2 separate regions of the Homo sapiens genome follow, and region 2 is linked to region 1. A link is an interaction called in ENCODE POLR2A ChIA-PET data of the cell type or tissue named here. Cell type or tissue: IMR-90. All regions are shown on one strand. Links, peaks and the distances in the headings refer to the core of each region. The heading gives the core; the rest is flanking DNA. Region 1 overlaps LARP1B (La ribonucleoprotein 1B). Region 2 has its middle 18 kb from the start of PGRMC2.

The links. Peaks named below come from ENCODE experiments on the same cell type or tissue, not always from the same donor. Only the 100,000 strongest peaks of a DNase experiment are listed, where the experiment ranks them.
Region 2: POLR2A ChIA-PET joins it to region 1 with 8 read pairs; 1 of 35 experiments calls an interaction of 5 or more read pairs at or near these places.

What each region holds. Positions count from the first base shown.
Region 1 is chr4:128,145,512-128,159,953 of GRCh38, forward strand. The region is part of intron 11 of LARP1B (La ribonucleoprotein 1B); the gene reads left to right. It also overlaps the pseudogene FOSL1P1. Among named protein-coding and RNA genes, the nearest start is that of LARP1B, 91 kb to the left of the region's middle. In IMR-90, for the core only: no CTCF peak of the experiment used is centred there; no DNase peak of the experiment used is centred there; H3K27ac peaks cover 1,258 bases.
Region 2 is chr4:128,297,324-128,313,534 of GRCh38, forward strand. No RefSeq gene overlaps it. Among named protein-coding and RNA genes, the nearest start is that of PGRMC2, 18 kb to the left of the region's middle. In IMR-90, for the core only: no CTCF peak of the experiment used is centred there; no DNase peak of the experiment used is centred there; H3K27ac peaks cover 169 bases.

The DNA of each region.
Region 1 (14,442 bases), core at 9,443-14,442:
CCAGCCAAGGACACACAGCAGCCTGACCCTCACATGGACTTATTGCCCCCCTCTTCCCTGCATAGATTGTCTCCAGCGCTCTATTCCACAGGTTCCACTGCTTCAACTGTACTAAACTCTAAAGCACTACCTTCTCAGCTCAGCAGGACAGTTATACTTTGCTTGGGCTGAAGCTTACTGTGCCATGGTTAGGAAATTGTACCCAGAAATAGAGCTGGAGTGATCGTGGAGCCCATCTTGTGAGCTCTTCTCTCAGAGATCACAGTCTTACATTGCTTTTGTTCAATCCCTAAAAATAGTTGTTTCATAGTCATATCAGTTTTATGGTTATTTACATTAGGAGGCACAGGCTGGTATTGGTTGCTCCGTCATAGCCAGAAGCAGAAGACCATACCCATTACATCATAAAATTAAAAAGTCTGACAATATTAAGTCTTGGTAAAGAAGTGGTGCAACATGAATTCACACATCACTATTGGTGTTAAATTAAATTGTTACAACCAACTTTAGTATTACTTATTAAAGTTGATTGTTTATGTATCCTAAGAAGCATCAGTTCCATTTCCACATGTACATATGTATACATGCATTTTTCTAATACACATCAGTTCCATTTCTAGTTATGTCTATATGTGTACGTGTGTGTATCTTTTGTAGAGAAACTTTTGAATGTGTGGACTATGAGACACATCCATATTGTTAAATCTAATAGCTTCATTATGTCTAAAATGGTATTATATATGTTTTGTATACAGTGGTATGGTATTTAACAGTGAAATAATTGGTATAGAAATGAAGATGATTTTAAAAACAATGCCAATATAGATCAAATAAGAGAATGGTAAAATGGTGATAGTTGTTGAAACCATGTGATGTGTATATAGGACTTTGTTATACTATTCTATTTTTGTATATGTTAGAAAAATTCCAAAGTAAAGAAGTTTTAAAAGTTTGGTGGATGTTAGCCATATAATATATGCAGAAAATATGATTTTATTAATATACAGTTCCAAAACAGGGGAAATGAAATATATTGCATAGGGAAACTTTCAAAGGTAATAAATGAAAGAACAGTTAGGAAATCGGTCTTGCTAAGGTCAATATGGTGGTTTTTCTGGAGAGAAGGAGGGGAATGGGATTGGGCAGGGGCAAAAAGGGACTTCCAGGATATTGGCAGTGTCCTATTAACATAGATGGTAGTAGCATGTGGTGTTCATTGTATTAATTTTCATACCATACACATAGGTTTTATACAAGATATTTCAAAGCAGAACAGTTATTTAAAAATAGCTGGATGAAAGAATTTTGAGAGTTTTAGGTTGGCATAATCAAGGGAAGCATCCTAGAGAAGCCTAGAACTTAAAACTAGGTCCTAAATAACGAATATTCTATATTATAAAACATCTGATCTAGGACCCACTGTTATGCTTAGTATTCCTGACCAAAAATAAAGGACACAGAAGATAACTTCCATTGCAACACATTCTCCTTGATGACAGTGTCTATCCCATTGGTTCACTCATTCATTCATCTATCCATTTATTCATTTAACAGATATTTGAGTAGCTGTTAGGTGCTAAGCATAGTGATAGGCAATTTGTGAACAGTGTTGAGGAGTGATGGAGTTTCCAGTCCCCAGATTCTTTATGATTCTCAGCTTTGTTAGCTGGGACGAGAGACCTCTTTTGTATATTTGCTTTGAGGTGTGAACTAGTTAGCCCCAAACAACTGGCTGGCTTCTTTCTTGCCCTTTTTCTAAGATCGCCTGGTTTCTTTGCTCAGATTTCTGTGACAGAGTCTTTCCCTTTTTCTCACTGCTAAGACAGCGATTGAAAAATTTGCTCTTTTATACATTCTTTCAAAAAGTTCTCCCCTTGATGCATGCAAGAGTTTTGCCTTGATTATTAGGCAATATTTGGATATATGTACAAAATCAAAACAGAGAATAAGTAGTCTAGCTAGAGAAGGTAGCTGGTGGGTTTGATTTATGAAGGGGAACAGTAAAAAAGAGAAGTTGAGGACAGAAAGTAGTATGGGGTGCTCTAAGTGGGTAGATTGCCTCTTAAATAATGAAATCTGGATGTGGTTATTGCTAGAACAGTGGCTGAAGAAAATCTTGTGTTTCAAAGAAAGTGGATTGAAGAGTACTTTTTGTGACCCAGAATTCAAAATTAAAAACTTATAAAGTCAATAAATGGAAAACAAATGAGTTTCTGAAGTGTCTTCATCAAATAATAGAATTATGGCCAGTAGTAAAAAAAAGAAAAAAGAGTTATGGCCAGTAATTACAATATAATTTATAAAGTTTCTAGTCACTCCTTCACTGATAGAATACAGTAATATGTAAGCACGAATGTGTTTATTAATAGCCTGTTGATATAATTTATGAAAAAAATACAGAGTTTACAACTTTTTTTTGAAATTGGCTCCTGAGTAATAAAAAGTTTCTTGACATTGATTATCTAATGAGAGCTAAGTATGTGAATTATCTAACAGAGTTCAATATTATTTGGGAATAGGTTTTAGAGCCCTTTTAAGTTGAAAATTGAGAATGATCAAAACATTCCTAATTCTCTTAAATCACCAGTAAAATACGTATCACTTTATGCATAGCCTTACACCTTAATATGCATCTAAAGCTGGGCGCGGTGGCACATGCCTGTAATCCTAGCACTTTGGGAGGCTGAGGCAGGTAGATCACCTAAGGGCAGGAGTTTGAGACCAGCCTGGCCAACATGGTGAAGTCCCTCTCTACTAAAAATATAAAAAACTAGCTGGGCGTGGTGGTGGGCGCCTATAACCCCAGCTACTTGGGAGGTTGAGGCCGGAGAATCTCTTGAACCTGGGAGGTGGAGGTTGAAGTGAGCCGAGATTGCACCATTGCACTCCAGTCCAGCCTGGGCAACAAGAGTGAAACTCTGTCTCAAAAAAAAAAAAGCTTCTAAATATATATGTAGTAATGTAGCAGGATCATATTTATAAAATAAAGTATTGAAGTGCTTGAATTTTGAAGTACTTGAGCATATTTATAAAGATTCTAATTTGATGGGTCTTCCTGTCCATAGTCATCTTTCTCTTTAGAAGCTGATTTTTTTTTAAATTTTATTATTTTACTTTATTTTATTTATTTATTTTTGAGATGGAGTCTCATTCTGTTGCCCAGGCTGGAGCACAGTGGCGGGGTCTTGGCTCATTGCAACCTCCACCCTCGGGGTTCAAGCAATTCTGCTGCAGCCTCCTGAGTAGCTGGGATTATAGGTGCTCACCACAATGCCTGGCTAAGTTTTGAATTTTTAGTAGAGATGGGGTTTCACCATGTTGGCCTGGCTGGTCTCGAAGTCCTGACCTCAAGTAATCCACCTGCCTTGGCCTCCCAAAGTGGTGGAGTTACAGGCATGAGCCACTGCACCTGGCCAGAGGCTAATACTTAAAATAATTCTTTCTACTTTTAGTTGTTATTTCCCTATGCTTTTCAACATTTTTGAACATGAAAGGATATGGTAAAACTATACTTGTTTGGGCACTTTTCAGTGGTCAGGACATTATCGAAATGTATTCATCCTTTCGTTAGGTTTTTCTTTCTGTGCATTAACATTAGGATTTGATTACATCAATGCATACATTCATTGAGTAGAATAGCAGTGGCATTGCTGGCCCATTTAAAAAGTATTATTATTGCTAAACAAGTATAATTGAATTTCTGTAAGTTAAATGTTAGCACTACAGTACTCTGAAGATTGGGTAGGTGAGGTGGGACCAGATTGCAAAGTGTCTTGAAAGCTTTATAGGAATTTAGAATAAAGAGCAATTGCAGTTTTTATAAAGAAAGTGGAATGATCAAAATAGTGGTTTAATAGGTTTATATATGTGAGGCATTAACCTAGATCAGAATAGGGGAGGACAGAAGTTGAGTTAAAAAACCCACTTATAGTAATCCAAGGGTGAAATGAAGAGCTGAACAAAAGGAATATCGTTTATTTTCTCAACATTCATTAATAACCTACGTGAGAATGAAAAAGTGCCAAAATTGGGAAGCGATTTTAAAGAATCTGTTCATAATACCTTGTGAAAGAAGTAGGGACATTAGCAAGGAAAACCTAGGAGAGAATGATCTTAAGATCAGATTTGGAAATGTTGAGTTGATTCATGGTGTCTATTTATGTAAAATGTCTTTTGCCCTCTCTCTAAATCCTAGAGATGATAAGAAGGCCAGAAATGTAGATTTTGGAGTATTTAGTAAAGAAGGGAGACTTAAAGCAGGAAAAGTGATTGAACTTTTTAAGGTATTAAAGAAAAGGAGAGGGAACAATTGAGACAGGAAGTCCACTAGTGGTAATTTGGAGGAAAAAAATAGGTGTGGGCTGGGCGCAGTGGCTCACGCCTGTAATCCCAGCATTTTGGGAGGCAGAGGCAGGCGGATTACAAAGTCAGGAGTTCGAGACCATCCTGGCCTACATGGTGAAACCCTGTCTCTACTAAAAATACAAAAATTAGCCAGGCATGGTGGTGCACACCTGTACTCCCAGCTGTTCAGGAGGCTGAGGCAGGAGAATCACTTGAACCCGGGAGGCGGAGGTTGCAGTGAGCCGAGATCGTGCCACTGCACTCCAGCCTGGGCGACAGACCAAGACTCCATCTCAAAACAAAACAAAACAACAACAACAAAAAAGGTGTGGTTATTATATATAGTTTCACTGAAGAAGCCAAGAAAATAAATGGTGTCTGAGATTATGACCCATAAAGGGACACATTCTATCTCAACTATAGCTTTAATTTTTTTCTTTTTTTTTTTTTTTTCAGACAGGGTCTCACCCTGTTGTGCCTAGGCTGGAATGCAGTGGTGAGATCATAGCGTACTGCAGCCTCAAACTCCTGGGCTCAAGGGAGTCTTCTGTCTCAGCCTCCCTAGTAGTTGGTACTACAGGCATGTGTTACCACACCTGACTAATTTTTTACTTTTTTGTGGAGACAGTGTCTCACTGTGTTGCTCATGCTGGTCTTGAATTCCTGGCCTCAAGTAATCCTTCCACATCAGCCTCCTGAAGAGCTGGAATTATAGATGTGAGCCACTGCACCCAACCAGCTTCATCTTTTTTCCCCCACTGACTTCTTATTTTAAGGCAGAGAAAATTGCTTGAACCCGAGAAGCAGAAGTTGCAGTGAGCCAAGATTGCGCCACTGCACTCCAGCCTGGGCAAGACAGCAAGACTCTGTCTTGGGAAAAAAAAATAAATGAAGAAATGTAAAATAAAAAAATAAAAATCCCTTACTGCTGACCACCTTGGACCTACCATCAGACTGTAATTCACATTGACATGAATGGGAAGTGAGAAAGTTGAAGCACCAAGGGTTCTTTCAAGCAATTTGGCTGAAGGGAAATCCTTGTTGCTTAAGCTTCTTCTTTCTAGTCAGACCAATATGAGTTGCAGAGAAATGTAGACTTTGAAAGACAATGCCATTTTCTCACTTAATGTTATGAATATTTTTCTGTATCAGTAATATGCATCTATATTTTATTCCCTCCAAGTCTTCATTTTGAAATACTTCAAACCTTCAGAAAAGTTACATACATAATATGAGGAATGCCAGTATATTGTTCACCTAGATTTGGCAAACATCTTACCATATTTCCTTTTTTTCTATGTATAAATATATAGGTGCATATATATACATTTTTTCCTGAATCATTTGAAAGTTAGTTGTAGACATTATGTCAGCTTATCCTAAAATACATCAGCAAGTATCTCCTAAAAACAAGTACACTCTCCTACATAACCACAATTATCAAAAACACAAGAAGTTTAACATTGATAGAATGCTATTATTGAATATGCAGTTTATATTTACATTTCTCCAGTTGTCTCAGTTGTCCTTTATAATTTCTTTTATTTTTTTCTAAGTCAATTCCAGACAGGAATCACACATTGCCTTGAGAGTCATATAATTTTAATGTTCTTTCATTTAGAATAGTTGTGCTGCCTTTTTTTTTCTTTTTGGCTATTCATGACATTGATGTTTTTCAAGAGTTCAGGCCAGTTGTTTTGTCCTTCAGTTTGGATTTGCCCGATATCTTTATATGATTAGCTTCAGGTTAAGATTTTTTTTTTTTAAGGTGGAGTCTCGCTCTGTCACCCAGGCTGGAGTGCAATGGCGTGATCTCGGCTCACTGCAGGCTCTGCCTCCCGAGTTCAAGTGATTCTCCTGCCTCAGCCTCCTGAGTAGCTGGGATTACAGGCATGCACTACCATGTCTGGCTAATTTTCTGTATTTTCAGTAGAGACAAGGTTTCACCATGTTGGCCAGGTTGGTCTCGAACTCCAGACCTCAAGTGATCTGCCCACCTTGGCCTCCCAAAGTGCTGGGATTACAGGTGTGAGCCACCGCGCCCAGCCAGGTTAAGTATTTTTGACAAGAACATTACATAGGCAATGTGCCTTGTTTAGTATATGCTCTCCAGAGACATGTGATGTCAGTTACAAAATTTGATGTGGTTAGAATTGGTGATTTGGTCATTTGGTTATGATGATATCTACCAGATTTGCTCACTGTAAATGTACCTTTTCTCTTTTGTAATTAATAAATGATCCTTGGAGTGATATTTTAAAACTGTGTTCCCCAACAGTCTTTATTCAGTATTTTAGCTTCCATTGGTGATTTTTGCTTGAATCAGCTATTATGCTTATTATAAGATGGTGATTTTTTTTTTTTTTTGAGGTGGACTCTCGCTCTGTCCCCAGGCTGGAGTGCAGTGGCGCAATCTCGGCTCACTGAAACCTCCACCTCCCGGGTTCAAGCGATTCTCCTGCCTTAGCCTCCCGAGTAGCTTGGACTACAGGCGCATACCACCACGCCCAGCTAATTTTTGTATTTTCAGTAGAGACGAGGTTTCACCATGTTGGCCAGGATGGTCTCGAACTCCTGACCTCGTGATCCACCTGCCTCGGCCTCCCAAAGTGCTGAGATTACAGGTGTGAGCCACTGCGCCCGGCCAACATGGTGATTTTTATTTATTTTTTATTTTTTTATTTTTTAGGTTAATGTTTTTTATTTTTTATTTTTATTTTTTTATTTAGATGGTGATTTTTAAATTTGTTATTCCCTATATGTCTGTTAGTATTCTTCTATAAAGAAGAACTTTCCTCTCCACTTCATTTTTTTATTTTTATATTTTAATTTTCTCCCTTTTTAGTGATAGTATGGACTCCAACATGGATTTCTATCCATTCTTGTCCTCATTCATTTTGATGTTCAGAATATCTCAAACCTAGTCAGGTTAGAGCTCTCTCAAGATGGTTCCTGCTTATAACCAGCATGTTGTCATCTGTTCAGCACATTTATATTTTATGGCACAACAAAGTGGTCTTGTTGCCCTCTTCCTTTTTTACTTTTGTTTTTTAATTGTGATAAAACACACAACAGGATTTATTATTTTACAGTTTTAAGTTTACAATTTTGGTTTGCCTTTTTTTTTTTTTTTTTTTTTTTTTTGAGATGGAGTTTTGCTCTTGTCACCCAGGCTGGAGTGCAATGGTGTAACCTTGGCTCACTGCAACCTCCACCTCCTGGGTTCAAGCGATTCTCCTGTCTCAGCCTCCCCAGTAGCTGGGATTACAGGTGCCCGCCAGCACACCCAGCTCATTTTTGTATTTTTAGTAGAGACGGGGTGTCACTATGTTGGCCAGGCTGGTCTTGAACTCCTGACCTCAGCTGATCCGCCTGCCTCGACCTCCCAAAGTGTTGGGATTACAGGCATGAACCACCACGCCTGGCCTTGGTTTGCCATTTATTTATTTATTTATTTATTTATTTATTTATTTATTTATGAGACAGACTCTCAGTCTGTCGCCCAGGCTGGAGTGCAGTGGCGCGATCTTGGCTCACTGCAACTTCCGCCTCCCGGATTCAAGCGATTCTTCTGCCTCAGCCACGGACTACAGGCGTGCACCACCACGCCTGGCTAATTTTTGTACTTTTAGTAGAGATGGGGTTTCACCATTTTGGCCAGGCTGGCCTCGAATTCCTGACCTCGTGATCCATCCGCCTTGGCCTCCCAAAGTGCTGGAATTACAGGCATGAGCCACAGTGCCTGGCCAGTTTGCCTTTTAAAATGTGGTCTTCCCTGGTTTATCCCTGGCCTACTTCTCTTATTATTTTGATAGCTTGTCTAGAAATGATAGACTCTATTCTTAAGTTTTGGGTTTTTATTTATTAACTGTATGCTAATGACTCCCTTGTGTCTTTGTGGGACTCTAGAACTATATTACCGGTAGCCTACTAAATTCTCCAGTTATTTGTCTTATGTTTCATAGGCATCTTTTTTATATTCTGTCTCTCATTTTAAAAAATGAAAGAAAACCCACCCCAAACCTATATTTTTTATTTTGCTTGGATGCCTTAGGAATCCCCATCCACTTATCGTAACTTCTAACATGCAGTTTGTCACTAGGTCCTATCAGTCCTTTCATATTCATTCCTACTGCCATGCGTCATCTCTCTATAGAAGTTTTATAGGATGTTCTTGGCTCTAGTTCATTCTCTTTCTAGCTTAACTCTTGTCAGAGTAGTCTTTCCTCCTTATTTCTCATTTCATTTTTTTTCCCTAGCAAATTAGATAATTTACTACAAGTCCAAGAAGCAGTTCTTGATTTTAGGCAAGGCTTTGTATAAGACACCAAAGAAAGACTTTGCTTTTCTTTACCCCTATCTTTGGTGTACTTTGCTCTGTGTTAGCTTCATTTTCAGTTACGCTTTCTCTGAGTGGGAGCAACAGTGGCCATTGATGGTTTCAGGCTTTCATTATTTTCAAAGTAAATGATTCCAAGGAAAATCCTTCATCCTTCTAAAATCCTTCATCATCGTAAAATATAAATATGATTATTTCTCTGTTTTTCTTAATTCTATTCAGTGGTTCCTCACCCCCTTCAGGATAAAGTTCAAATTCTTTGGCAAGCAAGAATTCATGAATTCTTGATTTGGCTTTTACATATTTTCATTGTCCTGTTGCTCTCTGCTTTAAAATTTGTATCCATAAATACCAAGTTGCATGTGCAGTTTCCTCTGCCTGCAGTGGCTTTTCACATTGTTTACTTGCCAAATTCATTATCTTTTAGCTAAATAAACCCCAGTTCAGATATTACTCTTCCAGGAAAATCTTATTTGATAAATTTTGTGCTCAATCCCAGAAAAATTACTCTCCTGTTCTACCTTTGCACCACATATGTATGTTTGTTTTTGACTTATACTGAATTGTAATCTGTTTACAAAATTTTATTTTTTTTGAGACGGAGTTTTTTGCTCTGTCACCCAAGTTGGAGTGCAATGGTGTGATCTCGGCTCACTGCAACCTCCGTCTCCTGGGTTCAAGCAGTTCTCCTACCTCAGCCTCCTGAGTAGCTGGGACTACAGGCGCCCACCACCACGCCCAGCTAATTTTTATATTTTTAATAGAGATGAGGTTTCACTATGTTGGCTAGGCTCCTCTCGAACTCTTGACATCAGGTGATCCACCTGCCTTAGCCTTGCAAAGTGCTGGGATTACTGGTGTGAGCCACTGTGCCCAGGCTACAAATTTTTTTATATCCATTAGATCATTAAATCTCTTTGGTCCCTTTTTGAACAAGGCAAGGTATAAATTTATTAAAAATAACAACAACAACAAAAACAAAAACCAAAATTAGGCTTTGGTTGTGCATCCAGTTGTGGTAGACTGGCTAATTCAGATGAACCCTATTGCTGAGAACAGCTGAAAAAGTAGGTTTAAAAAATCTGTGTGAAGGCACAGTAGAGGGCCAAGACAGTAAAACATCATGTGGTCAAAATCTGGAAAGAGAGTCGGAAGCCAGCGGCCGTGGACCACGCGGAGCCGCCAGCCCGGGGCATGTTCTGAGACTTCAGGGAACCCGGCCCGAGCTCCGGGAATGGCGTGGGTATGGCGACCCCGCGCAGCCCCCCGGCCGCAGTGCAGGCAGCCCAGCAGAAGTTCCACCTCGTGCCAAGGATCAGCAACATGAGTGGCAGTGAGGAGCTGCAGTGGATGGTACAGCTTCATTTTCTGGGGCCCAGCAGTTGCCCCAGGCCTCTGACCTACCCTTAGTCCAGCCCCCTACAACCCCAGCCAGGAGCCATCCGGGCCCTGGGGCCGCCTCCAGTGGTGTGTCCAAGGCCTTGTGAACAGATCAGCCCGGAGGAAGAGGAGCGCCGCCGAGTAAGGCCCGAGCGGAACAAGCTGGCTGCGGCCAAGTGTAGGAACTGGAGGAAGGAACTGACTGACTTCCTGCAGGCGGAGACTGATAAACTGGAAGATGAGAAATCAGGGCTGCAGCGAGAGATCGAGGAGCTGCAGAAGCAGAAGGAGCGCCTGGAGCTGGTGCTGGAAGCCCACTGACCCATCTGCAAAATCCCCGAAGGAGCCAAGGAGGGGTACACAGGCGGTACCAGCGGCACCAGCAGCCCGCCAGCCCCCTGCCGCCCTGTACCTTGTATCTCCCTTTCCCCAGGGCCTGTGCTTGAACCTGCGGCACTGCACACCCCCAAGCTCATGACCACACCCTCCCTAACTCCTTTCACCCCCAGCCTGGTCTTCACCTACCCCAGCACTCCTGAGCCCTGTGCCTCAGCTCATCACAAGAGTAGCAGCAGCAGCGGAGACCCATCCTCTGACCCCCTTGGCTCTCCAACCCTCCTCGCTTTGTGAGGCACCCGAGCCTTACTCCCTGCAGGTGCCACCCTAAGCAACGTCTGCTCCCCTTCCCCCACCAGTCCAGCTGGCCTGGACAGTATCCCATACCCAACTCCAGCAGCTGCTTCTCCATCCCTCTAATGAGACTAACCATATTGTGCTTCACAGTAGAGCCAGCTTGGGGCCACCAAAGCTGCCCATTGTTTCTCTAGAGCTGGCCTCTCTAGCACAATTTGCACTAAATCAGAGACAAAATATTTCCCATTTCTGCCGGAGGAATCCTGGAAGCCCAGAGACTTTGTAGATCCTTAGAGGTCCTCTGGAGCCCTAACCCCTTCCAGATCACTGCCACACTCTCCATCACCCTCTTCCTGTGATCCAACCCTACCCCCGTGACAGAAGGTGCCACTTTACCCACCTAGAACACCAACTCACCAGCCCCACTGCCAGCAGCAGCAGGTGATTGGACCAGGCCATTCTGCCGCCCCCTCCTGAACCGCACAGCTTGGGAGGTGCCCATGGCTTCTGTGATGAGCTGATCTGCAGATCTCAGCTTTGAGAAGCCTTCAGCTCCAGGGAATCCAAGCCTCCACAGTGAGAGCAGCTGCTATTTATTTTCCTAAAGAGAGTATTTTTATACAAACCTACCAAAATGGAATAAAAGGCTTGAAGCTAAAAAAAAAAAAAAAAAAAAAAAAACTGGAAAGAGAAGAAAACCTAGAGAAATAAGGCTGGCATTTGGGTCTTCATTTCCCTCAGACTCATCTGCCAGTTCCATCCTAAGCCTCAAGCTTTTAGTAATAGTGTCTGATCCTCAAAAAATAATTAGGAATATTAGAAGACAATATGATATGATAGAAAAAAAACAAAAGAAACAACAGGAAATAGAAACAGACCCCTAGTGATCCAGAAAATAGAGTTATCAAGCAGACTTTGTTTTTAATAAGTTAAAAAATAAAAGATAAGATGGAGAATTTCAGTATAGAGCCAGAAACTTTAAAAAATAATCAAGTGGAAATTTTAGAAATACAAAATATGATAATCAAGTGCAATGGGTAGGCTTAATAGTAGATCAGGACAGTGAAGAGATAATTATTAAACTGGAAGATGGATCAAAAGAAAAATCCAGAGTGAAGCATTGAGCAAAAAGATGGAAAATACAGAAAAGGGTGTAAGAGACATAGTCTAACACATATCATTGGATCCTCCAATGGGGGAAGAGAGAGAGAATAAAGCGTAAGTAATATTTGAAGAGATTATGGGTAAGAATTTTCCAAAACTGATGAAAGACACCAAAGGACAGATTCTAGTCCTAAAAACTTCAAAGAAGATAAATACAGAGAAAACCTCATCAAGACCATATAAAACAACTGAAAACAAAAGCTGGATAAAAAGGACAGATTACAAGCATTAATAGTAAGACTTACAGCTAACTTCTCAGTAGAAATAATGGAGGTGAGGGAACAAAGGGATGATGTAGTTACAGTGCCTGAAAGAAAGGGAAAATAGTGTTCAAGAATTAAGGTAAACAAATAAGTGAATTGTACGCTTAAATAGGTGAATTTATGAGATGTAAAATAAAGCTCTAAATAAACCTGTATAAAAATGAAGGTAAAATAGAGATATTATCAGAGAAATGAAAACTATGAAAATTTATTTGCAGCAGATCTGCTTTAAAGAAAATACTAAAGGGAATTTTTCAGGCAGAGGACAATGATTCCAGAAAGAAGGTTGGAGATGCAGGAAGAAATGAAGAGCAATGGGAAGGGTAAATATGTGTATATATTTAAATAAATAGTGGCAATAAACACAACAACGCTGGTGTAACTCTATTTACTCTATCAGGCAAAGTAGGTTTTTAAGGCAAAACTTATTCAAGATATAAAGATGGATATTTTATAATCATGACAAGTTTCATTGCCTTAGAAGATATAATATTTCTAAATTTGTGTGCATCTAATAATGTAGCTTCAAAGTACATAAAATTTGCAGGCAAATAGGTGCATTCATAATCATAGTGGGAGATTGTAACACACACCTTTCGTATAAAGAAAGGTGTAAGATGGAGCAATCAGAACCAAAAAATCAGTAAGGTTATACAAAATGTGAATGCAGTTTAGAAAAGTGAATTCCAGATGGATTATAGTTCTAAACGTGAAACACAAAATAATAAAACTTATAGAAATAATAGCTCAGTAATATTTCAGTGGGGAAGATTTATTGAACAGGAAGCACAATGAAGGAAATGATTGATAAATTGCACTACATTAAAGGACTTCTTTTCATCAAGATACTATAAGAGAATAAAAAGGCAAGTTAAAAAAGTGTCAAAAAGTATTTACAATATTTTATAAAGAACTCTTACAAATCAATAAGAGAAAGACAACCCTATAGAAAAATGAGCAATAGTATTGAATAGTCATCTCAACAAAAGAAGCTATCCAAATCAGCAAATATACTCAAGCTTTTCAGCCTCATTAGTAATCAGAGAGATACAAATTAAAGCTGCAGTGAGATAACACATATACCTACCAGGATGACTACATTAAAAGCTTTTTCTGAATATTTATTTTGAGATATTTATAGATTCACAGGAAGTTGCAAAAAGTGTACAGAGAGGTACTGTGTACCGTCACTTCCCTTCAAAAGTCACATCTTATATATAACTATATATACATCTTATGTAACTATAGCACAATGCTGGGCAAGGTAGCTCATGCCTGTAATCCCAGCTGTTCTGGAGGCTGAGGCAGGAGGATTGCTTGAGGCCAGGAGTTCAAGACCAGTGTGGGCAACATAGTGAGACTTCATCTCTTAAAAAAAAAATTAAAAAAAAAAATTAGCCTGTCATGGTGGCATGCACCTGTAGTGCCAGCTACAGGTTGAGGTGGGAAGATCACCTGGGCCCAGGAGTTCAAGGCTACAGAGAGCTGTGGTCGTACCACTGCGTTCCAGTCTGGGCAACAGAGCAAGACCCTGTCTCTAGGGAAAAAAAAAAAAAAGGAAATATGTTGTGTAATATTAAAACAAGAAAATAGACATTTCTTATCACAAATGTATGTGTATAGTTTTGTGCCATTTTATCACATGTAGATTCATATAACTATCACCACAGTCAAGACACTGAACTGTATTATTACCACAAAGTTCTCCCTGTGCTCTCTAAAGTTACCCCTTTAGAGTCTAACCCACCTGCCTCACCTCCACTATCCCTAACCCCTGGCAACCACTAATCTGTTCTTCATCTCTATAATTTTGTCATTTTGAGAATGTTACATGATGGAATCACACATTTCTTAGAGCAATTTTAGATTCATAGCAAAATTGAGCAGAAGATAGATTTTCCATAGATCCTCTTCCCCTACACAAGCATAGCCTCCCGTATTGTCAACATCCCCTACCACAGTGGTACATTTGTTGCAGTTCATGAACCTACCTAGATGCATCATTCTCACTAAAAGTTTATAGTTTACATTAGGGTTCATTCTTGTTCAAATGGCTAAATTTTGAGACTGAAAATACCACACATTGGTGCAGATGTAGATCAACAGGAACTTTAATATACTGCTAATGGGGATAAAAATAGGTACAGCCACTGTGAAAAACTGGCATTTTCTACTAAGGCTAAATAGAAACCTACTGCTCAATTCAGCAATTCCACTCCTAAGTAAATATCCAACAAAAATTTGTGTCCCTGTTCCCCAAAAGAAGTTTTTGTAAAAACGTATTTATAGGAATTTGTTTGTAATAGCTATAATCTGAGA
Region 2 (16,211 bases), core at 5,585-10,584, 150 kb after region 1:
CTTTAATCATTCTCTATCCTGCTTAATTTTCTTCATAGCATTTAGCACTACCTGAAATTATCTTATTTTTTACATGTTTATTATCTGTCTGTCTGTTAGCCCCTAGTAGAATGTGGAATGTGATTTCACGGTGGTAGAGCTTTTACTGTCTTGTTTCCTGCTCTATCCTCAAAGCTTAGAACAAAGGTTGGCATTTGGTGGGGATTACTAAATATTTGCTGAATAAATGAATAAATCAAGGCCCTGATGTACCCAGAAAAGGCCTTTCAAGGGGCTTTGATCATACTAATTTTTCATGGTTCAGAGTTGTGGCCTTTCATTTTGAATGCTAAGAAATCTGCTTTTGCCAGCACATGGAAATTTTTTTTCTCCAGGAAAGAACTTTCATGAACTGAGTTGCAAGAGTGACATATAAAATCCCTAAGCCAATTTATTAGTTTCTGGTGAGCAGTATAACTGTCACATGGACTCAGAGTTGCACCAACATGATGTGTTGAAAAATCTCTGCCTATGGGCTGACATATAAAGGATAGTGAATTGAATCAGAAAGCTTTTTGAAAAACATTGAATACTAGAAAGGGAAATTAGTTAGATGGCTCATATATTTAAAAGCATTCATTTATTTCACAAATATTTCAAGATCTCTATCTTTTGTGTGGTGTGCTAGGTATTGAGGAGTCAACAGGGAATCATATCAAGTACCAGTCCTTAAAGATTTGCAGTCTAGTTGGGGAGGCTAACAATAAGCTGACAATTATAAATCAATGTCAAAATATTTTTTTAGGATAATCTTAGGGTAATATGGGAGGATTTAGATGGGAAACTGAGCCTTAGGGAATTGAGGTGAACTCTGAGGAGTTAGTGCAGCATGAGGAGAAAGAGCACTGTGTGCAGAAGCTGTGACCTGAACCAAGGTGTGGACCCGGAGAGGGCAGAGTTTTCTAAGAAACACAGGTAGCTGAGTGCGGCGGTAGTGAAGAGCTGTAGGGTGAGGTGAGAAGGCTGCAGATAAGGCTCATGGACTTAGGCTTGGACTTTATCCCTACATAGAGTAAAGAGGAGCCACTGAAAGTTTTGTTTCAGTGGGGAGGTAGAATCTATTTTTTAGGTTGCCGGAGCACAGCTGATATTTTGCATTCCTTTCTTCCTAAGAACTTTCCATGAATATCTGGCTAAAGTCTACACTCCCTCCCTTGAACACATGACCCTTCCTTTATATGTACTCTCCAGCCTTATATCCTACTGCTTTGCAGCACATGATCTGTGCTCCAGACACACCAAACTTCCTGGTTTCCAGATTCACTCCCGTCTTTAATTATGCCTTTGTATCCCCTGCACTTGTGAAGCATGCTCGTCTACCCCACTTCCAAAAAATGTTACTGAATCATTTTTCCAAATGACGGAAGTAAGACATGTTCTTTGTAACAAGCCAAAGGACAGAGAGATGTGGAAAGAAAAAATTAAAACTTTCTCCTTTCCTCTCACCACCACCACCACCACCACCACCATACCCATACACACAGAGTCCACTGTATAAAACAGTTTTTTTTTAACTTAAATAGATTCATGCTATTCATTTTGTGCAGTCTCTCCGTCTCCCAACAGAATCTCATGGACATCACTCTAGCACCTGCTGGGTGCCAGGCCCTGTGCCTCACCTCATTTACCCTACAACTACCATGGCACTATTGTCCCCAGTGGGTAGACAAGGAACTGACATGTGATTAATTTGCCCAAAGTTGCACAGCTAGTGATTGTGGGAGCAGCAGCTGGAACTTGGGCAATCTGGCTTTTGAGTCCAAAGTGCTACCACTGCCTTTTACTGTCTCCCAAATTAATGCTATTTTTGTTCTTTTTAATAACTTTACAATATTCGTATGGATGTCTGGAATATATTCAATTATTTCTCTTGTTGATGAATGTTGAGGTTATTTTTTGCCACTGCACTTCTCCAAGGAGGGACTTGAGATCAAAGAACATACTATTTTTATTAAGCATGGCCAAATTATATTCCAAGGATTATATAGCCCAAGCAACATAGAGGCATATCTGTTTCCTTATATTCCTGCCAGTCCTGGGTGATGCTGATATTTTTAGTTTTTTAGTTTGTTCGTTTGTTTTTTTACCCCTGGCTGTGTGATCAGTAAAAACAATACATCTTTATTTTGATTTGCATGTTTTCTGACTACAGGTGAGATTGTGAATTTTTCTGCATGTTTTTGGGATGTTTGCATTTCCTGTTTCATGATTTGTCCATGAATTTCCTCTCCTGTCTATTTTTTCTGTTGGGTTGTTTGTCCTTGATCATTTTTGGTGGAGGGTATGGTATATGTGTATGTGGAGGGATGTTTATAATATAATAAATAATTTTAACCCTTTTTCTCACATAGGTTCAAATACTTTCTCCTTGTCTATATTCATTCACCTTTTGAATTTGCTATGGGATCTTTTACCTTATAGAAGTGTTTACTTTTTATGTGGTCAAATCTGTTAGTCTTTTCCTTTTGGCTTTCCTGGAATTCACAGGTTTTAGGCATTTCTGTTCATTAAGGATTGGGACACTTGGCCAAGGCTCTCCCTGGAGGTGCTTGATGGGCTTTGAAAACTTTTGTCTCAGACTCTTTTACCTTTGTTTCTACTTCCCAGTCTCCTTCTGAGAGATCTGTTCTTTCTTGGAATTTGTTATTACATTCAACTAGACTAAAGCAAAGTATGTCTGGGCTGGGAATCATTTGTCATTGTAAAAGTGTGTTTGCATGTCTTTTCTCTGATTCACTATGTTTTAATTTTCTGTTTCTCTCTCCTTGTTTTAAGGAGTAATCATCATGCTCCATTTCGTTTTTGAGCCATCTTCAGCCTTTGAGTCCTTAAGCTTTTTGGAGACAGTTTGTGGAGAAGGTATGCCCTTGATACAAGGCCTATGGATAGTGATGACGATTGGTTTTGAGGCTGTGGATTTGAGAATGAGTTAGTCTCTGTCTTTGATTATAACTGTATAATCCTGGGAAGTTGTAATAGGTCTCCAGGCCCTTTTCCATAAAATAATAATACTGCTCTGAAGCTACTTTTTGACAGTGCAGGAGAGGACTCTAACCGTTAATTTAAATGTTTCGTCCTTGTTGGTCGCATTTCAAGAATATTTTAATTTCAAGACTTGTGCTTACGCCTTCACAAATTACCTTGGTGTACCCCTCTTTTCATTCACTGTTAGCCCATGAAAGAAGGATAAAATTTGTTTGCCTTAATGACTGGTGTCTTTTATAGAGTCTCTAGAATGAACTGCCTATTTCACTGTTGAGAAGAGAAACATTTAAACTCTTCGTGGAAGTTAAATTTGGGGTCATTTTACACAAACCATGGCTTTGGTCCAAGGAACTGAGATAGATCATGTGAGTTGGGAGTGGACAAGGGAAAGAGTCTGGCCTGCATTGTGGTAGATTTTTAAAAATTTAAATCTTTATGTTTAATTGAGAAATAATAATTGTATATATTTATGGGGCACAATGTGATGTTTCGATATATGTATGCATTATGGAATGATTATACCAGGTGAGTTAACATATCCATAACCTCACATACTTACCATTATTTTCTATTGAGAACATTTAAAATATATTCTTTTGACAAATTTGATATATAAAATACAGTGCTATAACTATGATTAATAATACATAATAATAATGCTACTGTATGATAAATTTCAAAAAATTATTCCTCCGTCTAACCAGTCTAACTTTGTATATCCTTTGACCAACATCTCCTCAGCCACTCCCTAGACTCCCAGCCTCTGGTAACCACCATTCTCTACTTTTATAAGTTCAACTTTTTTATATTCCACATGCAAGTAAGATTATTCAGTATTTGTCTTTCTATGCCTGGCTTATTTCACCTAGCATATTTTCTTTTGGATATGTCCACTTTCTTTTGTCCATTGGTGGACACTTAGGTTGATTTCATAACTTGGCTATTGTGAACACTGCAGCAATGAACACGGGAGTGCAGATATCTCTTTGACATACTGATTTCAATTCTTGTGGATATATGCCTAGAAGTGGGATTGCTGGATCATATGGTAATTTTATATTTAGTTTTTTGAGGAACCTCCATATTGTTTTCCGTAGTGACTTTACTTAGTGGATTTTGAAATGCACACAGAATTTGTTCCAGGTTTATTAATGGGCTCATAGAAAATAAAGCAAGAAGAGACATAAAGTTATTACCCAGGTGTCCCCCATGCCCTCAGGCTGGTGAATAACAAAACCAATCAGTGAAGGCAGTTTGTTGAATTGCTCAGTTGATAATACTCTTGGATGGTAGCTAATTTTAGGGGATTTGGGGATAAGTACTAGGATTGAGAAGCTAATTGGACAAGTGGATCTCAGGAGAACTCATGGCTGACCCATTGATCTGGTTCATTCTTTGCCTCCCATCTCCATGAGATTTGAGGCAGCATGGCCCCCCTGCTCTTAGCTGTGGATCTGTTAGGTAAGAGGAGATGACTACACCAACTCCTTGCTTAAAAGTCTTTCTGTCCCTTATCCTCAGGCCTTGAAAGTTTTAGGTTGTATGCAGAAATTAAAATCAATTAATATATTTAAATGCTATGTGCAAGACATTGTATGGGATGGTGTGTGTGTGTGTGTGTGTGTGTGTGTGTGTGTGTGTGTGGAAGAGAGAGGAGAGAGGGAGAAAGAGAAGAGAGTGCTGTATTAGGTAAGGCAGAGTTCTTGCCTCCAAGGAGCAGAGGTTGCTAACTCAATTGCCTAGGAGGCCGGGTAGATTCAGTCAGTCACATGGCTTTGCATGTGTAAGAAAAACAACAGAGTTAGCCAGATAAATGACATCAGATTCTTACTTGTGTCACTGACAATAGGAGGTGGTGGGTGCTATGGCAAATGGGAGTTGCACACCCTATGTAAAGAGAGCAGCCCATACAAAGATCTAGCATAGTGGTGTTCAAAGTATGGGTCCCTGGACCTGCAGCATCAGAATCACCTGGAAACCTGTTAGAAATGGAAGATTTTCAGCCCCGTCTCAGCCCACTGATTCAGAAACTCTAAACATGGGAGCCTTGCAGTCTCTGCTTTAATACACTTTGGCGATTTGAGAACCACTGTTGTACCATGGTGTTGCCTTGTGGGAATTTAGATCCAGTGTTGCTAGATCTTTTGATTTTTTTCAAGGGAAGCTATAAAGCTAAATCCTTATGGAATCTACTGATTTTTAAATATTAGAAGTTGTACAGGATATATGTAATTTTGGGGAGCATGAGAAGTGGGAAGAGGTACCCTGTACAGGCCAAACTGCAGGCTAAAGAAACCACATCTGTGAGCCTCGTGGCCTCCAGGCCTCCAGTATGAACTTAGAATAATTAAATGTCTGCTTCATTGTTGGACTAGAGCAATGATTTTCAGAGAGAGAGAGAGGAGAGAGAGAGAGAGAGAGAGAGAGAGAGAGAGAGAGAGAGAGAGTGAGAGTGAGTAGACTTGAAAGGCAAAAGGGGGCTTGTAAAGGCTGCACAGAATCTGATCCTTCCAGAGCATCCCTCAGGTATGTTAATAAGGAAGGAAAGAAGCCCCTGCTATGGCTCTTGAGCACTGTGGATTATAAACTGTGTTCACATCTGTTCTTTCATCAGGTCCTCACAACATTGTGCAACAAGTGTGAAAGATGTAGTCTCCATTTACGGCTACTGAAATAGGCTGAGAGAGGGTAAGTGATTTGCCTAAGGTCACATAGCTTGTGAGGCTTAAATCTGAGACTAGATACCTAATTCTATGCTTTCTAAACTAGAGTTTCTCTCTCATACATAGTTATGTATATTTATGTGTGTTTGTGTATCCAAACACCACTAATTCCTGAAAAGATCTGGTGTGGCTCACTGGTGACTGGTTTTTGTCCTGTTCCTTATGACTGAGCCTCAGCTGGTCCCCTCCCTGGGGTGGTGTGCTGCCTCAGGCCCCAGATTTTCTTCCTTTTTTCTTCTGTGAACTCCTTAGTACCAGTTGTCCCTCTTGGAACCTTTCTCCCACACCAGTTCTGCTCCTGGACTCTGACTACTCGGGGTCCCAGATTTCCCTGTTCTGGCCTGTCTTGCCACCGACCGAACCTCACTGGGACACTGGTTCTAGATTTGTCCCCTGTATGGGTGATATGTGACCCAGGCATCTGCCATCTGCAACTAGACTGAGTGTCCTGACTCATTTTCCATAGGCTGCTGAGCTGCCACCAGAGTAATGGCTTTCTGACATGTGGCAAGTTTGGATAATAAATGATGTATATTATTATATTAGGAGAGCTAGAGTATAGGATTCTTTCAAGTATTTTACCTCATCTAGCTTAAAATGCAACAGGCATGTATCCAGATAGCACTACCAGAAAAATTTTAGTAGTTTGAAATTTCTGGGGCCTGTTAAATATGATATTGATGAATTCTGCATTGTGCTGGGTATGGGGTGGGCATTGTGACAGTTTTAGATACAGTCTTTTGAAGGGGCTATTTCTTCCATGTTCGGAAACCAAGTGCTGGGGAGGGATGATGGGGGAGAGCTGGTGGTTGCTGAGTGTCCAGGTGTTTACAACAGGACCCTGCGTGTGCAGTGAATCAGAAACTGTTCAGTCTTCTCTTTCCTCGCCCTCACCCCAAACCATCCATGTAACTGTCTGTGTGTTGAGGGGGGTGGTGTTGGGGGTGGGAGAGAGATCTAGTGACTATGAAAGCACTAGGGTGCAGAAATGTCTTGGTACAGCGCTGCTGTGGATATTGATAGGAGGAAATAGAGAAGGTACCTTTTGCAAGGACCTCACGTAGCCCAGGGTTGGCTTCTATTAGTTAGTTTTTTTTTTTTTTTTTTTATCAGAGAATAACAGATCACTAGTGGGAAGGGTGTGTTTCAGCCTTATCTTGGATGCTTCCTTACTTTATTTGACTTAATTCAGAAACTATGCAATAGTTTTGTGTGACTTTTGCCATTTCCTTTTCACGTAATGAGTTTTATTTAAAGTCCTCATAACCGTTTTTTTGTTTTGTTTTGTTTTCTATGGTAAGAGTAATCAAATGAGAATTGTAAACAGTTTTGGGGCCATTTTTACTCGACAAAACTGTTCTCCTGAGCCAGACCTCTTTCTTTCTCTGAAACACTTAGGGGCAGGAGAACCAGACTTTTATAGGAGAAATATGAATTCTTGTACATTGTCACAAACTGGTTAATAAATAATTTAAAAGCAGAAAGGGTCCTATTGAAATATTGGACTCCAACTTTGTCCAGTAGACATACTGAGTACCAAGGATTTCTCAGCTTATTTGAACAAATGTAGGAAGATATTTAAAATTTCCCTCAGTGACCACATAGAATGTCATTTCTCTATCTGCTTCAACACAGAGCTGTTGGGTAGAAAGTGAAGGCTGAAGGTCACCTGGAATAATAACAGTAACAGCTTATTTATATTGTTTTGTACCAAAGCTGTTCATATATGTTTGTGTGTTGTGTGTGTACAGGTATATCCATATATATGTATACACACATACACACTACACATGTATATATATATATGGATATACCTGTACACACACAACACACACACACACAAATACACCTTTAATCCTCACAATAATGTATGGGTCAGGTACAATTATTATCACTATTTTACACATGTGGAAACTGAGGCACAATGATGTTAAGCCACTCTTCTAAGCTCACACAGCTAGAAACTGATCATTTGCATCCAGGCAATCTATACCATATCAGTTCCCTTGACATATTCTTGCAGGACTCACTGAGGATCAAAGTTCTCCAATCCTGGAACCTGTGCTAAAGCTACCCCACAGGCTGGTTCTGTTGTGTGAGACATTGATGCTATCACTCACCAATCTGCCTAGACCACAGTAGCTGACATTTACTGAGCACTTACTATGTGCCAGGTAATGTGGAAAGTACTTTGTATACATCATCTTACCAAATCCTCCCAGCAGACTTATGAAGTAGGGGCTGTTTTACATATGAGGAAACTGAGACCTGAAGAAGTTAAGTAACCTGCTCAAGATAAATGCTAGTAGGTATAGGCTCAAGATTTACCACTATGCTCTTCTGCTCTCTTGCTCAGGAGCTGGGCTCCTAACTTTGTGCTCCCAGTAAGGACTCTGCTAGTGCACATTTTCTCTGTGTCATGACTTTTGCTACCAGCCTCCTGAAGTCAAGGGTTAAGGGTGCTTTCGAGAGGAGAAAGCCTGGCTTAACAGGGAATCTGGAAGAGAGGTGACAGGAACTCTTCCCTTCAATGGGATCTGAGCAGTGCGTTATAGTGAGTTCCTGTGGGGGAAGGGCATTGATTGCTAAAATGGGAGCTCTTAAATATTCATTATGGTTGGTTACATTTTGGCCTTCACTCTTAACAATTACTATTTGATTCCACTTTATTTAATATATGACCTTTATTTTTCTTTTATTTATTCATTTGGCCACTGTTGATACCTTGAATATTTTAGCTGCCTACTATAGTCAAAGAGCTCTAGCAGAATTACTTGAAAATAGAATCAATTCATCTAAATTAGCCATCAATATTATGTTGTAAAAGGGATAATTATAGTAATGCCATTATATAAAATGAAAGTATAAATATATATAATAGATTCAACATGAGAATAATAGATGTTTAATTCTGGCATCTTCTCTAGATGTCTCTTATTTCAACACTCCTTAAGCTCCTACTCTCTGCTAGCCACCCTGGGAGGTGCTGGGATTATAAAGATAATAAGCCATGGACCTTGTCTTCAAGGGATATGCAGTCCCTGCTGGGAGACAATTGATAAAGAGCTATGAGAACACTAAGGGCGGATGCAACCCAGAGCAGAGGAGGTGGGGTGGAAATGCTGGCCAGGAAGGCTACTTGGAGGAGGTGATCCCAGAGCATTTAATATTTCACACTGGTGAGAGCAGGAAGGCTTGGTAGCTCAGCACACGGGGTCTGGAGTCAGGGGTGTTCAAATCCTGGCTCTCTTGCTTGCAGTTAAGTTTGTTTACTGTGGTGTTGCAGTTTCTCAGCTCCATTATACTCTTCTTTTTTTTTTGAGATGGAGTTTTGCTCTTGTTGCCCAGGCTGGAGTGCAGTGGTGTGATTTTGCCTCACTGCAGCCTCCGCCTCCTGGGTTCAAGTAATTCTCTTGCCTCAGCCTCCCAAGTAGCTGCGATTATAGGTGCTCGCCACCATACCTGGCTAATTTTTGTATTTTTAGTAGAGAAGGGGTTTTACCATGTTGGCTAGGCTGGTCTGGAACTCCTGACCTCAGGTGATCCACCTGCCTCAGCCTCTCAAAGTGTTGGGATTACAGGCATGAGCCACCACACCTGGCCCATTATACTCTTATGGAACCACTGTTGTGTATGTGATCTGTTGTTTTACTGAAACATGATGTGGCAGCACATGACTGTAGAAGGAAATACAACCACAGGAGAGGGTGTTTGGGCTAAGGTGTCATGATGTCATGGAAGAGTCTTACCCATTGATGTCCAGAGTCTCATGAAAAATTGAAGGATATATTCTAGATGAGTGTTTGGAGAAATCTGATGGACTCTTGGGAAAGTAAATTATAAAATTAAAACATATTTTTTTTTCAGTAAAGTGTAAAACTGGTCATCCTCCACCTGAAAGAGAATACTAAACTTTAAACCAAAATATAAAAAGAAAGATTGCTAGTTGTTTTTTATCTAATCCTTTTTGGTGAAAATATTAGTTTGAAAATTGTTATCTAAGGTCCCTGCCATCATTTGGAAAGTCAAGTGAAAAAAGAAAGAAAAAGTCTTCTGAACATTAGTCTGAATTCCAAACCTCATCATAAACTCTGGGAGAAAGGTGAAAGTTCAGCTTTTCCTATTGGCCTGGACTGGAATATCTGCCTTTCTCTTGCAGTTATATCTCTATTAGCAAATTGTCTGGAAGCAAATATACTTTAGTCAGCTGTGGTCAAACATGAAAATGCTCATGAGATATGCAAAGCAGGGTAGCCTGAGCTCAGCCATGATGGCTGAGAACAGCCTTAGTCTGTCTGTCTGTTTGGGTGCCTGACTGCCTGCACTCAGCTACAGAGCAGTGGGGCTGCAAGTCCTCGTGGTTTCTCCTTGGGGCTTTTATCTTTTCCTTTTCCCTCACTTAGCCAGGATTCCCCCCACCATCACAGGGCTGGTCTTAGCCCCTCCCTCTGATATCAGCCATTCCCACTCCACTTTCAGCAGCCTAGCATCCTGTTTGTGATCATTCTCCCAGTCCCACCATTAGGCAGTTGCTCTACCCCTTCCCTCTATCAAAGCATGAAAGGACCATGAGGCCCAGATGCAATGGTTCCAATGTACATTTCTATTTCCACCAGAGAGCCTTTCTGTCCTGGGGTGCCTGGGGCTAACCACAATGCGTTTCCTCAAGGCTCTGGCCCCAGCCTTAGGCAGTGAAAAAGACCAAAGCCTACCTGTACCAAGGAAATTCCTGGGCTGTTGGCCTCTTCCACCCTGCTCTTACTTCCTAACCCTCTCAACCCTAACTTCTCCCTTCTCTTTACCTCAGAGGCTTCTGTGGCATATTTTAAGTTTTTCCAGAATGTCCAGTGCTATTTTAATAAGCATTGAACTCCATTTTCATAGTGTATGAAATGCTTTTTCCAAAATTGAGACATGAGTCTCAGTGCCTCTTATATTGTTTTCATGTCTGAAAATGAAGTTTATGACAGAGGAATGTGTTGATGGAATATAATATCTTCATGAATAGAAGCATTAGTAAACTGGCTCAGTTGTCATTAAGAAATACTTTCATTTGCTTTTTGACAAAATAGTCATGAGTGAATAGCAAGTAATACATTAAAAACTGCTGATTTCTTATTGCACTCATTCATATTAAAATAACAATACAGAAAATAAATATAGAAAAACTTCACTTACAATCCTATCGCTCCATATAATTACTGTTTTATTTTCCTGTGTTCCCTTTCAGGCCTAGGCCATGTATTAGGAGGCTGCTGAATGGGGCTCTGAATACAGCTAGCTCCGTGGTAAAGGAATTCTTGTGAAAAGTTGTGTTCCATTTGTGTATTGTACTTCAAACTAGCTCTGGGCACTACCCACATTTTAACTTGCTGTGTTAACCAGCTTTAGTTTATTATCTCAGAACTCTGGCTGCACCATTATAGTAGCAACATTCATCTTTTTTTTGGCAGTGGTGGGGCCTTTACCACCAGCATATCAAGGAATATCACAATAAGCTCCACGACACTAGATTTTTTTTTTTTGAGACGGAGTCTCACTCTATCATCTAGGCTGGAGTGCAGTGGCATGATCTTGGCTCACTGCAACCTCTGCCTCCCAGGTTCAAGCGGTTCTCCTGCCTCAGCCTCTCGAGTAGTTGGGATTACAGGTGTGTGCCACAAATCTGGCTTTATTTTTTTTATTTTTTTTTATTTTTAGCAGAGATGGTGTTTTGCCATGTTGGCCAGATTGGTTTTGAACTCCCGGCCTCAAGTGATCTGCCCGCCTTGGCCTCGCAAAGTGCTGGGATTACAGGCGTGAGCTACCGTGTCCGGTCAACACTAGATCTTAATTGCATATTTCCAAAAGGTTAGTGAGTTTATGGATATTAATAGGCCTTCGTACATAAGAGCTGAATTCCCTCTTTATCTGGGATTCTTATGTTCTGTTGATATTATGGAAAGTTCTCAGCTCAAGACAGGCAATGAATTGGGCCTGAAGTCATACTCTATCCTCTAAACGGGGCAGCAATGCATATTTCCAAGCTCAAGAAAGAAATGACTCCCTCTGGCCTCTCCCCCTTTCTAATTTTCTTCCTGAAATTGTAGACGTCTTATCTTGGTATTTATAGCATATGCCTGATTACAAAAGTAATCTGAAGTGTTGATGAAAAACACAATTTCCTGGGGCCTTTCCAGGCCTATTGAATCAGAATTCTGTGGAATGGCTTGGTTTAAACAGGCACCTTGGGTGATTTTTACAATCCAGGCAGATTTGGAAACAGTTGTTTATTTGAAGGCAATCCATAGCTACCAGCTCACACATGTGCTTAGCACACTTTTGAGGAAAAGTAGCCAGTCGTTCCATCCTCGGGGGATCAATGGTTGTGTAGGCCTTTGTCCTTATTCCATCCTAAATACGGCATGGTCACGGCTATACAAAATGTAGGACGGGGTGGCAGGCCAATGTGGGAAGATAATCTTCTCTGTCAAGGTCATTATACATAATACTGCCACAGCCTTCACTTTGTAATTGGGAATTATATTCCTTATCTAAATTATAATTTGTACATGATGGGTGTGTGTGTGTGTGTGTGTGTGTGTGTGATTTTTTATTATGCTTTTTTTCATGTGATCACTGGGTTTTAAATTCAGTTTACTGAAAAAATGCTCTCTCATCAATCACTGTGGTATTAATTTGAAAGATAAGCAGATTTTATGCAACTCTAGGTCATGGCCAAGATCTGGAGTGATATTCCCTGAAGTAGGCTAGTCCCATAGTTGTGAAATAATGGGGCTTGTTTTGGATGTATGCTTCCTTGCTGGATTCCCCACTCACCCAGATTGATCCAGGCCCTCCTGCTGTCTGCCAGAAGCCCACCCTTTTTACTCACCTCCCTACCCTTCCCAGCAGGGCCCTATTCTCCCAAATCACCCTTCCTTCCCTCATAAGTTCATCTCTTGAGTCAAAAGATAAAATAAGAACAATAAAACATAACCCAACTCTCCTCCTCTAGATTTGATGATCTTAGCTGGTAGAAAGAAAGGGATGGATGAAACAAACTCATGCCGTAGCAGGAATGACTGATGGATCTTACTGCATTAGCAAATGGTCCCAAGGACATTTACATCTTAAGACATGATTGTTAAACTAAAGGAATAAGTCTCAAATACAGTGTATCAGACAGTTTAAAAGGAGAGTGAGGTGAAATGTGGGGCAGAGGGATCTTTAAATCACACAAGGGCCATAGTTCACTGCTCCCCGAGGCCAGCTGTTGCTCTTGGAAATGTGTTGATAATGGCATTTAGCCAAGAAGGCCAGGGAAACATTTGGGTCTGGTTAAAGGGCAAGCCCCGGTCTTTCGCTCTACCCTTCGTCTCTCTCATCTCCAACAGGGCACTGCATGGGTGTGCTCTCTGCACGGTGGGTTGTCATGGGAGCAAAAGGATCATCTGCCAGAGCAGGGGCCACCCCAGCAGAGGGAGCATCTGTCCTGGAGCAGTGCAGGAATGGTGCAAACCCAGAGTCAGGGCCCTTGACTTTTCATTATTGAAGGCTATTGACTTGTGGACTAAGTGGCTGTCAGGTATAGCCCTTTCACGTAGACAGAATCAAGAACCTTTGGCACAGGCTCTTATCACTGTGTGTAAAGGTAAAAAATTGATTAGGCTCAAGTGGAAGAAAACGTGATACTTTATTTTTTCTCAGTTGAAACTTTAGTCTCTGTGTCTTTCTGTGTCAAGAAAATAGTAAAATCCAAATCTAACCAGGCAGGCTTTTCCCCCGCTTGATTAAAGGATTTTTTTTTTTTTTTTTTTTTTTTGAGACAGAGTCTCGCTCTGTCACCCAGGCTGGAGTGCAGTGGCATGATCTCGGCTTACTGCAACCTCTGCCTCCCAGGTTCAAGCGATTCTCCTGCCTCGGCCTCCTTGATTAAAGGATTCTTAATTAAGAAAGGAAAATCTATTATAGAATAAATGCTAAATGAAAATAAAGCAAGCACATTGAACCCTCATTCCTAAGTTAGAAACAAAGCTCAGATATTCATCACAGTGTGTTTAGCCATGTTATGCTGTCGGTGTCCTCGGGTCCCTAGGTATCATGACTGCTTAATGATTTTCAGTGATGGGACAAAACTATAGAGACAAGGCTGGACATAGCTCTCTTCAATTTTATTTTTCATCCCTCCCCCCACCTACTAAATATTTCCCATATTAAATAAAAATCTGAAGTGTTAGTAACATAACTTGATGAGCCTGACTTCCCTCATCTGCAAGGTTTATCAGATGATATCAAAGAAGACTTTGGTCTCAAGATCAATGATTAAATATTCCAAGAGAAGAGATCTATTTTCCTGAGTGCATTTGTATTTCATGTTGCTCTTTGAGTGACTTTCTTGAGTTAGGATATGTGTTTAAATTACTTATTCTTCAAATGAATTGGTGAAGAAGTAAGTATAGATATTTTATTACAAAATAGCTAAAAGTTTATCAGTAATAACTGATACTTCCTGGGTGCCAGGCTCTGTTGTGTGTTTTATATGTACCATATCTAATCGGCACAACAATCTCCTGAGTGGTTGCCATTTTTGTTGCTGTTTTTAGTTCGGAACTGAAGCATAGGGAGTTTGGATGACTTCAGCAGGGTTCTACACTGGCTAGTGGTTTTACTGGGTTCTGGATCTGGGCAAAATTATTCCTCAGTCTTTAAGACTGAAGAGTCACAGAGGCTAAAGCTAAGGCTAACAGCCACAGAGCCATAATACCTCTCCTGCATTAACAACAAAGAAACCTAGAAGAATACACTGCAAGCTGGTAAGACAGGTTTCCTCTAGGATTATGGGAAGGGTGCCAGGAAAACTTTGGCCTTATCATATCATTTGAATTTCTTTTTATAATTATAATGTATCCATGTATTACTTAATATAATGGATAAAACTTTAACTTTTACAGTTAAAATTGCCGAAGTCCTAAATCAGATTAATAATTTCCATAAAATCATTACTACTTAAAAAAATTTGTCAATGAGACTCTTAAAGCTGGTAGGGAACTAAGAAATCATTCATCATAATCTTGTTTTTCAAATGAGGAAACTGAAGTTACATGATTTGCTTAAACTCACAGTACTAGTTAGTGATAGAACAGGTCTGCTACTGCCCAACTTTGTGTGCCTCTGCTGCACTTTTCAACGTGTACTTTGGAGCAAGACTTAACAGATCTTAAGTGAAAAGTCTGAGAGTTTCAGCAAAAGCTTGTATGCACATAACCAACTCCAGAGCCAAGATATAGATTATTTCCATTACTCCTGAATGTTCTCTTGTGCTAGGCATCTCTTTGAAAACTTTGCCTTGCCCGTTCATGTGCGCTGGTAAGAATTCAAGTGCTTATATTTCCTATATATTCACACATTTTACAGTTCCCAAAAGAGACACACCTTAGTGTGTCTGTGTACTTCCTTAAAGACAGAAACAGGGTTTTAACAAAGTTCCATGCTCTTCTTATCCTTTACAAACCAGTTCCTAATTACTGAAATTGCTAATTGCTGTTCCTTGTTTACAAACATTAACTCAAGTTGGTCTTTAGCCTGACATAATTATCATTACATATAAAATTATTTTTTAGTCATTTAATTCTGAAAGCTCCCCAGACACATTTATAATCAGAGTACATGTCTTTTTTTTTTTTTTTAACTGAGCAGTTTCTATATTACAATCCTGGAAGCTCTAAGAATAAGACATATGGCCGGGCGCGGTGGCTCATGTCTGTAATCCCAGCACTTTGGGAGGCCGAGGCGGGTGGATCACCTGACGTCAGGAGTTCGAGACCAGCCTGGCCAACATGGTGAAACCCCATCTCTACTAAAAATACAAAAATTGGCTGGGCATGGTGGTACGTGCCTGTAATTCCAGCTACTGGGAGGGCTGAGGCAGGAGGATCACTTGAACCTGGGAGGCAGAGGTTGCAGTGAGCTGAGATCATGCCACTGTATTCCAGCCTGGGCAACAGAGCAAGACTCCGTCTCAGGAAAAAAAAAACCACAAATAACAGAAAAAGACATATTTACTAAAACCAGTGCATCTGAACATGGGCAAATTTGATTTTCTGTGCTTTGTTTTAACTGGATGAAGCTTTCCAGCTGAGTTGGCAATGGTCTTCTGGCAATCATCAGTCAGCCCTGCCCCTGAGCATCTTCCTCTTTTCCTGTTTGGTTTGCTCCTTGGTCTTGGTGAATGGTGTGTGTGTGTGTGTGTGTGTGTGTGTGTGAGAGAGAGAGAGAGAGAGAGAGACAGAGAGAGACAGAGAGCTCGCTGCAGTCTGGCAATGGTACCAATGTGCTGATGATTAATTTTTGAGAATAACTTCATATTCACAAACATGGAAAATGTCCTCTGGCATGAGTGGATCTCAATCCATATAATTTTAACATCTAAAACAGAGTACAGTCCTCGTTTTAGATCTTGTTCTGCAAAATTATTCCAAAATC